Linked DNA regions of Homo sapiens: region 1 is linked to region 2. The links are chromatin contacts, found by Hi-C or POLR2A ChIA-PET in ENCODE. All regions are on one chromosome and are shown on one strand. Each heading gives the region's core, a stretch centred on a gene start or an enhancer-like site at or near the end of the contact. The rest is flanking DNA. Distances are from core to core; before and after follow the strand shown. Region 1 holds the start of HMGB3 (high mobility group box 3). Region 2 holds the start of MTMR1 (myotubularin related protein 1).

What was found. Hi-C counts contacts between places; a loop is a spot of excess contacts on that map. ChIA-PET counts read pairs that join two places held with the same protein, here RNA polymerase II (POLR2A). Pooled maps may share reads with other maps.
Region 1: a loop to region 2 is called in a map of OCI-LY7, with 7 times the contacts of the local background. The contact joins the promoter of HMGB3 here to the promoter of MTMR1 in region 2. A Hi-C loop is called at or near these places in 1 of 168 maps with a recorded cell type or tissue (OCI-LY7), 15 of 37 single-sample maps with no recorded cell type and 12 of 50 pooled maps. POLR2A ChIA-PET finds 5 or more read pairs at or near these places in 3 of 52 experiments (HEK293, WTC11 and activated CD4-positive, alpha-beta memory T cell).

What each region holds. Positions count from the first base shown.
Region 1 is chrX:150,981,114-150,987,551 of GRCh38, forward strand. It overlaps HMGB3 (high mobility group box 3), which reads left to right and starts at 2,222. Exons shown (of 5, transcript NM_005342.4): 1 at 2,222-2,263; 2 at 4,482-4,636; 3 at 4,938-5,077; 4 at 6,015-6,189. The coding sequence starts at 4,487. RefSeq lists an enhancer at 1,236-1,931 and a silencer at 2,053-2,252.
Region 2 is chrX:150,690,255-150,697,386 of GRCh38, forward strand. MTMR1 (myotubularin related protein 1) reads left to right here and starts at 3,142. Exons shown (of 16, transcript NM_001306144.3): 1 at 3,142-3,422. The coding sequence starts at 3,277. RefSeq lists silencers at 3,073-3,142, 3,453-3,592 and enhancers at 4,486-4,585, 4,606-4,685.

The sequences.
Region 1 (6,438 bases), core at 972-3,471, 290 kb after region 2:
CTTGGGCAGGTCAGGCCCTGGGAAACTGCTTGTAGAAGGAGCAGGGAGGGGCTGTCTGTCTGGAGAAAAGGCCTGGCCTGCCATGAACTATCTGAAGGGTGAGGGATTACCCTGTGTGGAGATGTTGACCTTAAGGCTCAGAGGTGGCTGGAGATGGAAGGAACTGCCATGAAGGAAGATGGTAAGCTCCCTATGAGTGGAGGTATGCAAGCAGAAGGCAGGCAACCACTAAGCTGGTTCTAACAGGACAGAGGGATGGATGAGGTGGCCTTAAGATCTCTGAACTCCTGAGTCTGTAGTGGGGACCTGGGTTAGTGACACAATACCTGCCTGCTCTTGTCAAAAGCAGCACTATCTCTGCCTTTTTTTTTTTTTTTTCGGAGTCTTGCTCTGTTGCCCAGGCTGGAGTGCAGTAGCATGATCTTGGCTCACTGCAACCTCCACCTCCCAGGTTAAAGCGATTCTCCTGCCTCAGCCTCCTACAGGCATGCATCACCACACCTGGCTAATTTTTTTGTATTTTTAGTAGAGACGGGGCTTCATCAGATTGGCCAGGCTGGTCTTGAACTCCTGATCTCGTGATCCGCCTGCCTCAGCCTCCCAAAGTACTGGAATTACAGGCATGAGCCACCGCGCTTGGCCTCTATCTTTGCCTTTTGATCTGGATTGGAACCTTGATGATGGGAGCCAACAGCACCAGCTTCAGGGGCTCAGGCTTGGCTGGGAGGCTCAGAGGAGTTGGTAAGAGGGGGCGTAGGGGTGAAGAAGCAGGTGCCCTGTGAAGCCAGATCCTTTGCACACCTCAAACTCAGCCACGGTTTCTGGAAGCAGCATTTGGAAAATTCATGTTCTGGTGGGGCTTATTTCTGAATATAGGACTCATAAATAGCTGGATCTCTTGGCCTTTCAAAGAAAAGAAAAACCAAACTCATGACATCTCTTCCTTTGCATTATTTTCTCCAACTGTCAATCTTTAAACTGCTCTTTTTCTCACCCTTTCATTCTTTCCAGGCAAGGGCCCTCAGATACTTTCTTTCCAAATAGGGCTGATACTTGCATTTGAAGTGGAGTATTTCTTCCTTGCGTGGGACTGTCCTATGCAATGTAGGATATTTAGTATCCCCGGCCGTTCCTTCCTCTTATTGAATTCCAGCAACACCTGCCAGTCATCCAGGCACCGGCCCCACGAATTTCAGAACATCCCTTACAGAAGTGACACTGCGGCTCCTATACTTTGAAAAACATTGCCTGAATCCCCAAAGAAGTGACTAGCTCAAGGCCATACCACCAGCCAATGGCAAAGTGGAGATCAAGTCAAATCCCATTCATTCATTCATTCACTCATTCATTCCCGAAGCTTTAATTCTTTGCTCTAGGGTGTGTCAGGAGAGCAGAGGGAATGAGGGCCTTGAACCGAGACAGTGAAGAGGGTAAGAAGAAAAGTGTTATTCTTTGCCCACAAAACTACAATTTCTCACAAATTCTCTGCTCTTGCCAAATTTTGTTTTCCTCTTTTAGCCCGTCGGTTCCGCAATTTCGGGCGCAAATAAAGACCTTCTGGCATTTAGTGGAAAGAGCCTAGTTGAGCACGATCCGCAGAAGCGGAATCAGGTGGCTTTCGGATAGGCAGCGAGATCCGAGGACTAAATCCCGAGGTCTTGGCGAGCAAGCAGCTGCCCTCCGCCAGGCATCGAGGAGCGAGCTGCCGCCGCGTTTCTGTCGCGGCGCCGCGGCCGAACCGGGTAGAGGTGGTCTACCATCGGCCCTTCGTGGTGGGCCCAGGGGTGTTTCCCCGGGCAGGGGAGCTGACTGCAGGCCAGGGGCGCCAAGGCCGCGGTGCGGTGGGAGCAGAGGGCAGCGCAGCGGGGCTGGACTTCATCTTCCCACGCCAGAGGCCGAGGCCTCCGGGAATCGCAGGGCCACCTCTTCAAAGCCCTTGGCGATCCCAGTTCTGTTCCCCGAGGGGGCTGGCGAGGTGGGCGGGGCGGGCAGGCGAGACTAGGTCTTTCCCTGTTTGGCCTCCGTAGCCGGCGCCGGCGGGTCGTTCTGTTTGAATGAATGATCCCAGCAGCCGCGCCCAATGGGCGTCCACGCCTGCTTAATATGCATGAGGCCCGCAGCCAATGGCCAGGCGAGGAGGCTGTTTTAAACGGCAGAGCCCGCTGGCCAATCAGGCGGCTCTCGTGGAGGCAGCTAGCGCGAGGCTGGGGAGCGCTGAGCCGCGCGTCGTGCCCTGCGCTGCCCAGACTAGCGAACAATACAGGTACGTCTCGCACCGCCCGCTCCCGCCGCCGCCGCCGCCGCCGCCGCCGCCGCCGCCGCCGCCGCCGCCGCCGCCGCAGCGCCCGCACAACTTTCCGGCCCGCGCCGCCGTGAGCGCGCCCTGCCGCCGCCTCCCCCTGCCTCTACTCCCCATTCCCTTCCCGCCCCCTCCGCCTTCCCTCCTGCTAGGCGGCCGGGAAGGAAGAAGCAATTCAGGTGTTTCAACTTTTCCAACGCGTTCCCCGAGCTCCCCGCTTTCGGGGGTCGGCCCCCTCGGCGGACGCCCGCCCGTGGCGGCCCCAGGGGCCGCAGCCGGGAACCCAGGGCCCCCGAGGCCAGATGTTTGGGCAGCTGCGGCTGCGGCGGCTGGGCGAGCAGAGGGGCGGCTGCGGGCTGTGGGCGCTGGGCGGCGGCAGCGGGAAGGGGGCCGGGAGTTCCCCGGCCCGCGACGGACTCCGCTGGGGAACGGGCGGCCGGTGCCCGCCGGGGGCTGCGCGGCTGGTGCCCGCCGGGGGCCGCCGCACGGGCAAACTTCGCTCCCGGGCTTGGCCCGGCGCCGCGCGGGCCCGCAGGCTACGCCGCTGGCTCTGCGTTAACATGGCCGTCGCGGAGCGCCCGGTGGCCCGGGGGGGCGCGGGCCGGCCGCCCCCCTCTCGCCTCCCGCCCGCCCGGCGCCGCCGCCGCCGCTAACATGGCTGGCGCGGCGCTGGCCTCCGGCGAGGGCAGGGGAGGCGGGCGGAGCGGTCGGCGGGGCGCCCGGCGGGCTCCGGCCTCGGCCCCGGCGCCCGCGGCCCGGGGCGGGCGGCTCGGAGGGCCGGGGGCGCCGCTGCGGGCCCTGGAGCGGCCGAGCGTCATGGCTGCACGGGCGCCTTTGTTATCCCGAGGAGTGCGCCCCGCGCCGGGGGGCGGGGAGGTCCGGCCCGGGCCCCCGAGCCCCCGGGCGGCCCGGGCGGGGCGGGGCGGGGCGGGGTGGGGGCCGACGGGCGGGCGGCGGCGGCGGGGCCCGGGCCGCTTTGTTCGCCGCTGTCGCCGCCGCCCGCGCCGGCCGCGCGCGGATCAGCCATTTTAGCGAGTGGGACTCCGAGGCGCGGCGGACGCCGCCACCAGTGCCGCGGCTGCCGCCGGCCCGGCCGCACACCCCCCGCGCACCGCCACCGCCGCCGCCCCCGGCCCCGCGCGTCCCCCGGGGATGACAGCGGCGGATTTCAGGGGCACTTTCTTTCATCAGGAGGCTTTTGACAAAATGGAAGGTGAATTACGGGTGTCCCGGTGACCCGGCACGGGGGCCGAGGCGGGCTGCCTGCTGCCGGCCGGGACTCCCCCGCTCCCGGTCCCGCCCCGCCCGGGCCGCCGCTGCGGGTCTCTGTTGGGCAGCCTCCTGGGCGGCTGCTGCCAAGGGGAGCTCTTTAGTTTTACATGATGACCTTGGGTGTGGGAAAAGGAAAAGATGGCGGGAAGCTGGGGGGTGGGACAGGGACGATGACATGCCGCAGCTGCATTTTTATTTGGAAACTTTGGAGAAAGTGTTCTCGGCTGGACCTGCATTCTGGGTTACAGATGAGCACGACTAGCCCTTTTTATACACCCTCCCCCTTTAGATAGTGACGAAGTGATGAATTGAACTAATAGTACGGGGGTACCTGCTCACTTTCCAGATCTCCCGTGTTGTAAAGCCGTTTTTTTAGTAAGCCAAAACACATCAACAATAGTGACAATTTCAGATGTCCCCTACGTATAGTTCTCCTGCTTTGGTCTTGTGTTCAGCAGTGGTAAGAGTTGTTGTTTTTAATTGTGTTAACAGTTAGCAGATGACCAGATAGTCTTAAGTCATAGATTTCAAGCTTCTATCACCCCCACCAAATGTGTCCTCTCTCTACCCTTCCCACTTTGTGATTGTAGTTTCCAAAACATAGCAGTTCTGTAAACGTAACACTGAGTACCCTACTTGGGTCGGCTCCATTTGGAGCACTTGATCGCTTTTGAGAAGTAACTCGCAAACCAGCGCGCTTCGTGCTGGTCAAAAGTTAAATGACAAGCGACAATGAAGCTGATTTCTTTCCTACTCTGCCTTCTGCCACTGGTGTCCGGCATTGGGGGAAGGGGACTTCCTAACAGCAAGTGTAGTTTTAGTTTTGCTCTGCCTTTGGTACGTCTTGTACTTCTTGTCAATTCCTCCTTGCTTTTCCTCATTGTATTTCTTTGTTTCTCTTTTATCACAGTCAGGATGGCTAAAGGTGACCCCAAGAAACCAAAGGGCAAGATGTCCGCTTATGCCTTCTTTGTGCAGACATGCAGAGAAGAACATAAGAAGAAAAACCCAGAGGTCCCTGTCAATTTTGCGGAATTTTCCAAGAAGTGCTCTGAGAGGTGGAAGGTATTTTTCTTTGGTACCCTTCAAACTAGTCTTAGTTGGGTTTCTTACTTTGGGGTTACTTACCTTCAGATTTTCTCCCAGATAGCTGCTTGCTTCCTCTTTTACTTTTACTTAGAATCATTTTTGCTTGTCTTAAGAATTTTGTGTGTGTGCTTTTATTTTTTTAAGGCCCTGCACAGGTTTCAGGCCTTTACCTACCCCCTTTTGCAAGTGGTTCTAGCAACTGCTAGTTTAATCACAAGAAACTGAATAGGTATGTGTTCACTGCATCGAGGGATTTAACGAGTCCTGTTCTTTGCAGACGATGTCCGGGAAAGAGAAATCTAAATTTGATGAAATGGCAAAGGCAGATAAAGTGCGCTATGATCGGGAAATGAAGGATTATGGACCAGCTAAGGGAGGCAAGAAGAAGAAGGATCCTAATGCTCCCAAAAGGCCACCGTAAGTGACTATAGGATTCAAGATAACAATTAATACCTTTTCTTCTGCTTGGAGGATTTGGTTTTTTGGTCGTCCTGTATTTCATTTCAAAATGAAATATTTTTTAAAAGATACTTAAAAGATGGCAATACCTCTGCAAACCATTCTGTACTTGGGCTTTACGATGCAGTGCCAGCGTTGTCTGTGGTTAAGGCTGAAGTGTTTGTGGGCTGTGCTTGCACATTCACAGTGGTTGTCTGTTGGCCTTTCCATTGTGAAGGAGGCACTCTAGTTTTGGTTGTCAGGGTCCTTGAAGTATGTTCTTTATGCCTTTCCTAGTAATTGAAAGACTGGGACAGCACCATATATATATGCGCGTATATATACGCATATGTATTATATATGCATACACACACACAGAGCACCATATATATATGCGCGTATATATACGCATATATTTTATATATGCATACACACACACACGCATACATATTTGAGATGGAGTTTCGCTCTTGACCAGGCTGGAGTGCAAGGTGTGATCTTGGCTCACTGCAACCTCCACCTCCTGGGTTCAAGTGATTCTCCTGCCTCAGCCTCCTGAGTAGCTGGGATTACAGACATGCACCACCATGCCCGGCTAATTTTTTTTATATTTTTAGTAGAGACGGGGTTTCTCCATGTTGGTCAGGCTGGTCTGAAACTCCCAACCTCAGGTGATCCGCCTGCCTCGGCCTCCCAAAGTGCTGGAATTACAGGCGTGAGCCGCGCACCACATATTTTTCTAACCTTATATATTTTAGAACCTACAACTTTGTAGCATTGTATATGGTATCATAGATTACTTCACTTTAGGGAGAAGTCATAGTGGTAGGAGGGAGATGCTTCTCAGGAATGTGGGATTTCAACTTTAACTCAAATTTTTTGTGGTTTCTCATGTAATGTATGTAATTCTTCCAAGGTCTGGATTCTTCCTGTTCTGTTCAGAATTCCGCCCCAAGATCAAATCCACAAACCCCGGCATCTCTATTGGAGACGTGGCAAAAAAGCTGGGTGAGATGTGGAATAATTTAAATGACAGTGAAAAGCAGCCTTACATCACTAAGGCGGCAAAGCTGAAGGAGAAGTATGAGAAGGTAAGGTGGGGCTGGAAGCCTGGACTGGTGAACAGGCAGTGGTTCTGCTATCAGTAGGTTGCAGGGCATGTGGCAGCTTTGCTGGGCTGAGTACTTAGCATAGCGCTCAAGGGCCCATCCCCCTGCAAGGTAGCTACGGGTGCTGGTGTTCATGCTTTTTTTTGACAGGTCTTTGTTTTGGGGACAACTTCAGGCTTGAAAAATTTTCCTTACTCTTTAAGGAAAAAAAAATGTTAACAGAGGATTTGA
Region 2 (7,132 bases), core at 1,892-4,391:
TTGGCTAGGCCACCAGAATGACTGAAAGGCTTGAAATGGCCTCACTCACATAGCTGGCAGTTAGTGCTGGCTTCTGGCCATGCTGCCTGGGGAACTCAGCTAGGGCTATTGGCTGAGAGCTTTGGTTCTCTTCCATATGGGCCTCTCCCTGTGGCTGCTTGGGCTTCCTCAGAGTATGGCAGCTGACTTCCAAGAAGGAGTATGCACAGAAAGCAAACTGGAAGTTGCAAATCCCTTAAGGGTTAGCCTTGGAAATTATACAGCATCACCTCTGCTACATTCTATTGGTCAAAGGGGTTACAGGGCCAGTCCACATTCAAGGAGAAGGTAAACAGAATCCACCTCTTGATGTATGAGTGGTAAGATCACCTTGCAAAAGAGTGTGTGGGATGGGGGATATTATTGCAGCAGTCTTTGGAAGCACAATCTATCAAATGGACGTAGATGGGGGACTATACAATAGTATTTCTCCAAGTGCAGCAAGCCCCGCATCAGAATCATGGGAGCATTTGCTGAAAATGCAGACTGGGGCTGATTCTTGCACACTAACATTTGAGATCTGGTGAGCTGCAGAACAAAGCCCAAACTTCTTGGCCTACCACCAGTCCAGATCCTCACTTATCTTGTCTGACTTTATGCTCCAGTAACACTCGATTTCTTGGCATTCTCTTGCACATAATAAGCTATTTAACCTACAGATAGAGTTTGGATGTTTGTGCCGTCCAAATCTCATGTTGAAATGTGAGCCCTAATGTTGGAGTTGGGGCTGAGTAAGGGGTGTCTGGGTTGCAAACTGGATTGTGAACATCCTGAAGGTGGACCCCTCAGGAAAGGCTTTGTGCCCTCCCCGTGGTAATGAGTGAATCCTCGTTCTATGAGTTCATGCAAGAGCTGGTCGTTTGAAAGAGTCTGGTGCCTCCCTCACCTTTCACTTGCTCCTTCTCTCACCATTTGACATGCCTGTTTCCTCTTCGCCTTCCACCATGATTGTAAGCTTGCTGAGGCCCTTACCAGAAGCAGATGCCAGCACAATGCTTCTTGTACGGTCTGCAGAACTGTGAGCCAAAATAAACTTCTTTTCTTTATAAATTACCAGGTCTCTGGTATTCCTTTACAGCAAAGCAAAACAGATTAATATACCTACTAATCCACACCTTTGCCCATAACTGTGCCTTCTGCCTGGAATAACTTGACTCCTTTGCCTCATCAAGGATTTACTCATCTTTAAAGATTCAGTTTTATGTCACCTTTTTGGGGAAGTTTTCCTGACCTCCTCTTCTCCTATGGATTGGGGTAGGTGTTCCACATCCTGTGCAATTGTCCCCATTATAGCACTTGCCAACTTGTAATGTCATTGTTAATTTGTCTGTCCCCTTCACTGGATTGTGAACATCTTAGGCAGGGATATGTCAGATTCATCTCTGTCCTCTAAATCCTAAGTGTACTTAACTGAATTGGAAGTATGACAGTGTCACAGTGAATTCCTCTTTGGCCTAATGTTTCTTAAAGAATATGGTACTTAAAATATGCTTAAAGTTGCACTGTTTTCTTTCTGACAATTCTCAGCACAGCTAAGATGCTTGCAGCTACTTGTAACAAAATACCCAACTAAAAGTGGGTGTCTTAGTGTGCTTAGGCTGCCAAAACAAAATACCATAGACTGGGTGGCTTAAACAACAGAAATTTTCTCACAACTCTGGAGGCTGGAAAGTCCAAGATTAAGTGTCCAGCAGGGACCTAGTAAGGGCTCTGTTCCTGGCTTGCAGATGGCCACCTTCTTGCTGTGTACTCACACGGCCTTTTCTCAGTGTGTGCATGTGAGTGCATGAGATCAAGCTCTCTGGTGACCCTTCTTAAAAAGCACCAGTTCCATCAGACTAGAGCTTGGCCCTCATGACCTAATTGCCTCTCAAAGACCCCATCTCCAAATACCATCACACAGGGAATTAGGGCTTCAACATATGGACTTCAGGGGGATGAAAACATTCAGTCCATAACAGTGGGTTAACCATTTGATTTAATAATTTTAGAAAGCCAGCAACCTGCAGTCGGTGATTCTCCAGTGTGAGATAGGAGCTATTATTGTCTGGGGATCTTCCTTTCCTTCCTCCTAGCCCTCCTCACTCTGTCATCTTCTTACCCCAGGCTCACCTCCTCTTGTGCGTAAGATGGCTGTCGGGGCTTCAGGCATCATATCCTCAAAGTTCAGTTTGAAGTTATTAAGCTGGTGGGGCAGGATGGGTCTGGGATGGGCATGAGTAACTCCCTGTCTGCAGATCTGCCTTTTAACAGTGAGCAAATTGTTCCCTTTATATCTTCTTTTCCAGACCTGGGTCGCAGGCCTCCTGTCTACACCCAGAGCAATCACAGGCAAAGAGGCTTAATCACGAGCCACACACCCACTCCCAACTTAATCAGGGGTGAGGTGAGAGGGGATGAGCTGTTGGATATTCGAACCCAAACAAAATGAGCAAGGAAATAAATCTAGCCCAGAAAGCAAATGTCCTAAATGCCTCACCAAGATATTGGCTTGATGTTCATAGCAGTGATTTTTTAATCAACAGAAGTTAAATGTTACTCTTAACATAAACCATGGGCGGAAGCTCCGAGGGCGGCATCAGAACACTTGGTTGCCCTACAGATGGCAAGGGGGTGGGTTTGTGGCGGGGCGGCGGGGTGCGTATGGAGGGGGAGAGTGGAGGGAAGAATGGGGTGGGGAGGAATTGCTAAAATGCACGGAATTGCTCCTGCTTCAAGATGTCAAGACCGAGGGAGCTTGAGCTGTTCTATACCTTTTCCGGGAAGGACAACTGAGGTGGGAAATCATTTTTGATACTTGAATGTCTTCAAACTTCTTTTTACACCCCACGTCTCTGCAGTCAACCCGGTGTGACTATAGAGTGAAGCACGCTACGCATAATCCGTTTGGGGATTCCGAACCCCAGTGGCTCTGTACGCACCCAGGTCGCTGGAGCAGGAGGTCCCAGATCCCCGCTGTAAGGCTCCGTGGGCGAGCGCCCAGGTGGGGCTGGGCGAGGTGGGGGTTCCCGGCGCCGGCCCCGCGCGCCGCCCTCCCCGCCCCCGCTCCCGCCCCCCGACCCCCGCGCGCGCGGCCTTGTGGGTAACGCGGGGCCGCCAGGTGACAGCTAATGGCGGCGGCCGCCTGAGGCGGGCGGGCGGTATAGAGCGGGCGGCAGGAGGCAAGCAGCGAAACCTTCCCGGCCGCCGCTCCCGTCCCGACGGCGGCTTCCCCAAGGCGGCAGGACTCGGCGCGCCATGGACAGGCCGGCGGCGGCGGCGGCGGCGGGCTGCGAGGGCGGCGGGGGCCCGAACCCGGGGCCGGCGGGCGGCAGGAGGCCTCCTCGGGCCGCGGGGGGCGCCACCGCCGGCTCCCGGCAGCCCAGCGTGGAGACCCTGGACAGGTAAGCGGGGCCCGGGCTGCCCCGGCCTCCCGCGCCCCGACTCCCGAGGGCCCCGCGCGAGGCCAGCCCGCCCCCTCCCCGCGCGCTGCGCAGGGCCTGGCGGTGGCGGGGTGGGCGGCCCCTCTTCATCCCCTCTGGGCCCTCCTCCCCCCCACCCCCGGAAACCTCAGCGCCCCATCCGGGGACTGCTGCCCTCGGACCTGCTGCGGGCCGCGCACCTGGCTCACTTCCGCCCCGAGAGCCCCAGCTCCTGGAACCCCGGGAGGGGCTTCGCAGCTGTCAAACCACTTCCGGCGCCGCCACCTGCTGCCCTTGGCGATCGCTTGGCTGTCCCTGCCCAGGCCACCAATCCTCTTGGGAGGGAGATCCCACCCGGGCTCTCCTCTTCTAGCATCACCTTGCCTCGTGTGGTTTTAAGACCCCAATTCTGCTGTGGCTGCTTAGGGTCTTTGATGGGGGGTTGGGAGTGAGGACGGGGAGATGGGACCCCGCGGGCGTGGGAGCTGGTGCAGATCGAGGCAAAAATCTGAGATGGAAAACGTCCAAACTGCTCAGGAGGCAAGAAAACAGAACCATTTACTTTCAGTTCTTCACACTTTGAGGGAACCAGTTTATTGTTTTCATGAACACACAAGCAAGCCTACTGCTTCTGAGGCAGCTGCAGAACTAAGAGAAATCAGTTAGAAACATAAAGTGACCGTGTCGAACTGGGAGGGGCCACCGCCTCCTCCGACGACAAGAGATGGCCTATCGTGTAACCCGGAACATCCAGTTTTCCCACAACTTGGCCATTTCCCTGACACCAGAGTGCACTCAGGCAGCATGCACTGTTGGAATGTAGCTCAGTCAGTTTTACATGCCCATTCCTGCCTGTCTTGGTCATCCCATTGTGCCAAACTTTTGGGAGTTTCCAAAAGCACAGAAACAAGAAACATTCCCTTCACTTTTGTTTCTACCTCAGTGTAATTACAATATATTTTAATAAATTAATCACCCAAGTGGTTAGTGTCACTGAAAACCAGTCACAGCTAAGACAGCACTTGAAATGGTGAGGACTTCACTCATCTGCAAATATTCAACCACACACGAGGTCTGGGCGATTCAGAGAATAGCACAACACGGCTTTTGCTGCCTTACCATTTTGCTAGACTTACCATCTAGTGGAGAATACAAACCAACCAACAGTGGAAATCGAATGTGATAAATGAGATAGGTGGTAGAGGCGAACACAGAAGTACTCAGGATGGGCATGCATCAGAATCATTTAAGAAGCCAAAGGAGACCAGAATGTGTCACCCCCAAATATGCCTCATCTTCTGGTTTCCTTCAGAGATTTTGATGATCAGGGAAAGCCTGAGAAAGCTGACATTTGAGTAATGCCCCCAAAGAGGCGAGGGATCCAGCCATACAGATACCTGGGGGTGATAGTATTCTAGTCAGAGGCCTGTGCAAAGCCCCTGAGGTGAATGTGAGCCAAGTGTTCCTAGATCAGCGAGGAGACTAGGTGTCACTAGCAGGGAGGGAGCTAGGGAGAGACAAGTAAGGGATGACGTTAGAGAAGTCACAGAGCCAGATGGTGGAGAGCCTCAGAGGCCATGGGGAGCCACTGGGGACTTTGTGCAGAGGAGTGACATCATCTGTTGTAGATTTCAGTAGGCTCTCCATGGTGCTATGTGGACAATAGAGTGAAAGGGGAAGGAGCTGAAGCAGAGACTGTCAGTAGGAGGCTATTGTAGTAAGCCAAGTGAGATGGTGGTCCAGAGTGGAGCGGAGGAGGGGAGAAGTGGTCAGATACTACATGTAATTTGAAGACCTGCAGGGTAGAGCCAATGGGGTTTGCTGAAGATTGGTTGGTTGGTATGAGAGAAGAATCTGGGAGAATTCCAAAATTTTAGCTTGTGGGAAAATTGTGTTGCTGAGATGGAGAAGTCTTTCTAAGGTGGAGCAGGGTTAGAAAATAGCAGGCTCTTCGCTCTGGACATATCAATTTTGAGATGCCAATTATATGTCCCAGAATAGATGTCAAAGATATAGTTGATCTATCTGAGCCTGGAGTTCAGGGTTGTCTGGGCTGGAGATTCAAACTGGGGAGTCATGGGCTTATAGATGAGGCTTAAATTCATGAGGCAGGTGGAGTTCACAGAAGAATGATGGAGGTCTGGAAAAGGGAATTGGGCTAGGAATAGGGCTGGGTGGATTTTCAAGATGCTTACCAGGTAAGAGTGACCCGACATGGTGAGCATTCAGATGTGAGGGGGGAGTGCCGGGTGGACTCCAAGGCAAACCTCAGCTTTCTAGCGTGTGGGGGCCGGATAACTGGCTGTGCTGCGCCCTGAGTTAGGAAACACAGGAGCAGAGTAGGTTGCGGGGCTGAGCGGCTGATGCTGGTTTAGACAGGTTGAATTGGCAGGGTCTCTGGGCCAGACTAGTGGACAGGTCTTGTAGGAACATCAGCATTGAGATCAGGAGAGTCCAGGTTGGAGAAACAGAGCTGGGAGCCTCCAGCCTGTAAGTAGTTATTGACACCAGGAGTATAGAGGGCAATTGCACAGACTACAGAGAAGGGATGGGGGAGGAATCATGGCCTCCTTTCTCAGTTCTGTCAGCTCAACAAGCTCAGATTCACACTTTTCTTTGAAGAGTGACCTCTAGAATGGAACCTGGCTCTATGGGTGGGACTTGGCCATGTCCCTGGGACTATGGGGCCTTCACTTCTCTTCTGAATACTGTAATTAATAATGAGGAAGCTGTGGTCCTGTAAGAGGATGTGTCTTGCCAAAGATCATGGAGTTAGCTGGTGACAGAAGCAGGACTCATGTCCAGGCCTCCTGTCTGCTAACCCACTGTGCTTCACTGTGTGTAACTACATTGGCCAGGATGCTTCTGGTTGCAGGTGACAGAAACCACAGTTCAATCTAGCTTAAGGCAAATGAGATGCCCTGGCTCACAGAACTGCTCCAGACAGGAGGAGAGATGGCCACAGGCACAGTTGAGGTCAGGATTGCAAACAGTGTTGTCGGGACTCCCCATCTCTCTCTCCCTCTCTCTTTTATTTTCCCTCACTTTTTAATCGCTGTGAGTTCCTTAAGATGGTAGGGGTGGGGTGGGGTGGGGAGTGGCCTCCAGCAGCTCTGGATACAGATCCATGTATTTCAGGATCCAAGGGGAAAAGTCTGGGATTGGCTGGTCCTAGGTAACTCACCTACAAGTGGGAGCAGGTGGAGGAAGGGGTCAACCTTCTTCTCCGCTTTCCCCCACAGAAGCCTGTGTTGTGGGGAAGGGCAGTTCCCAAAGTAAAGAGGAAGGTCTTTATCAGAAGAAGGGGGAAGGCATGCCGGGCAGGCAGGTGGTAATAGCAGGTCACACTCATGCTCAGCAGTTGGGTTTCTGCAGTTTCTTCCTGTATTTGCAACTGGTGGGTGCTGACAGAAAAAGGCATTATGACAAGAAAAGTATGATATACGTGGGAATGAAAGTGACTTAACCTTTAAAAAGGAAACAAATCTCTCCCTTTTCTCTCCTTCTCCCCCTCAGGTCGAAATTGTGGTATATAGATTCCTGGCATGTGATAGGAATTTCTGCTCATTCAGTATTTTCAACCATACAGATAACCTCTGGTCTGTTTTGATCAGAGACTGCAATTTGGATCACTAGCACAGAACTTCAGTTTTCTTTCTTTTACTATTTGGGTCATTTTCCATATTGCCTGG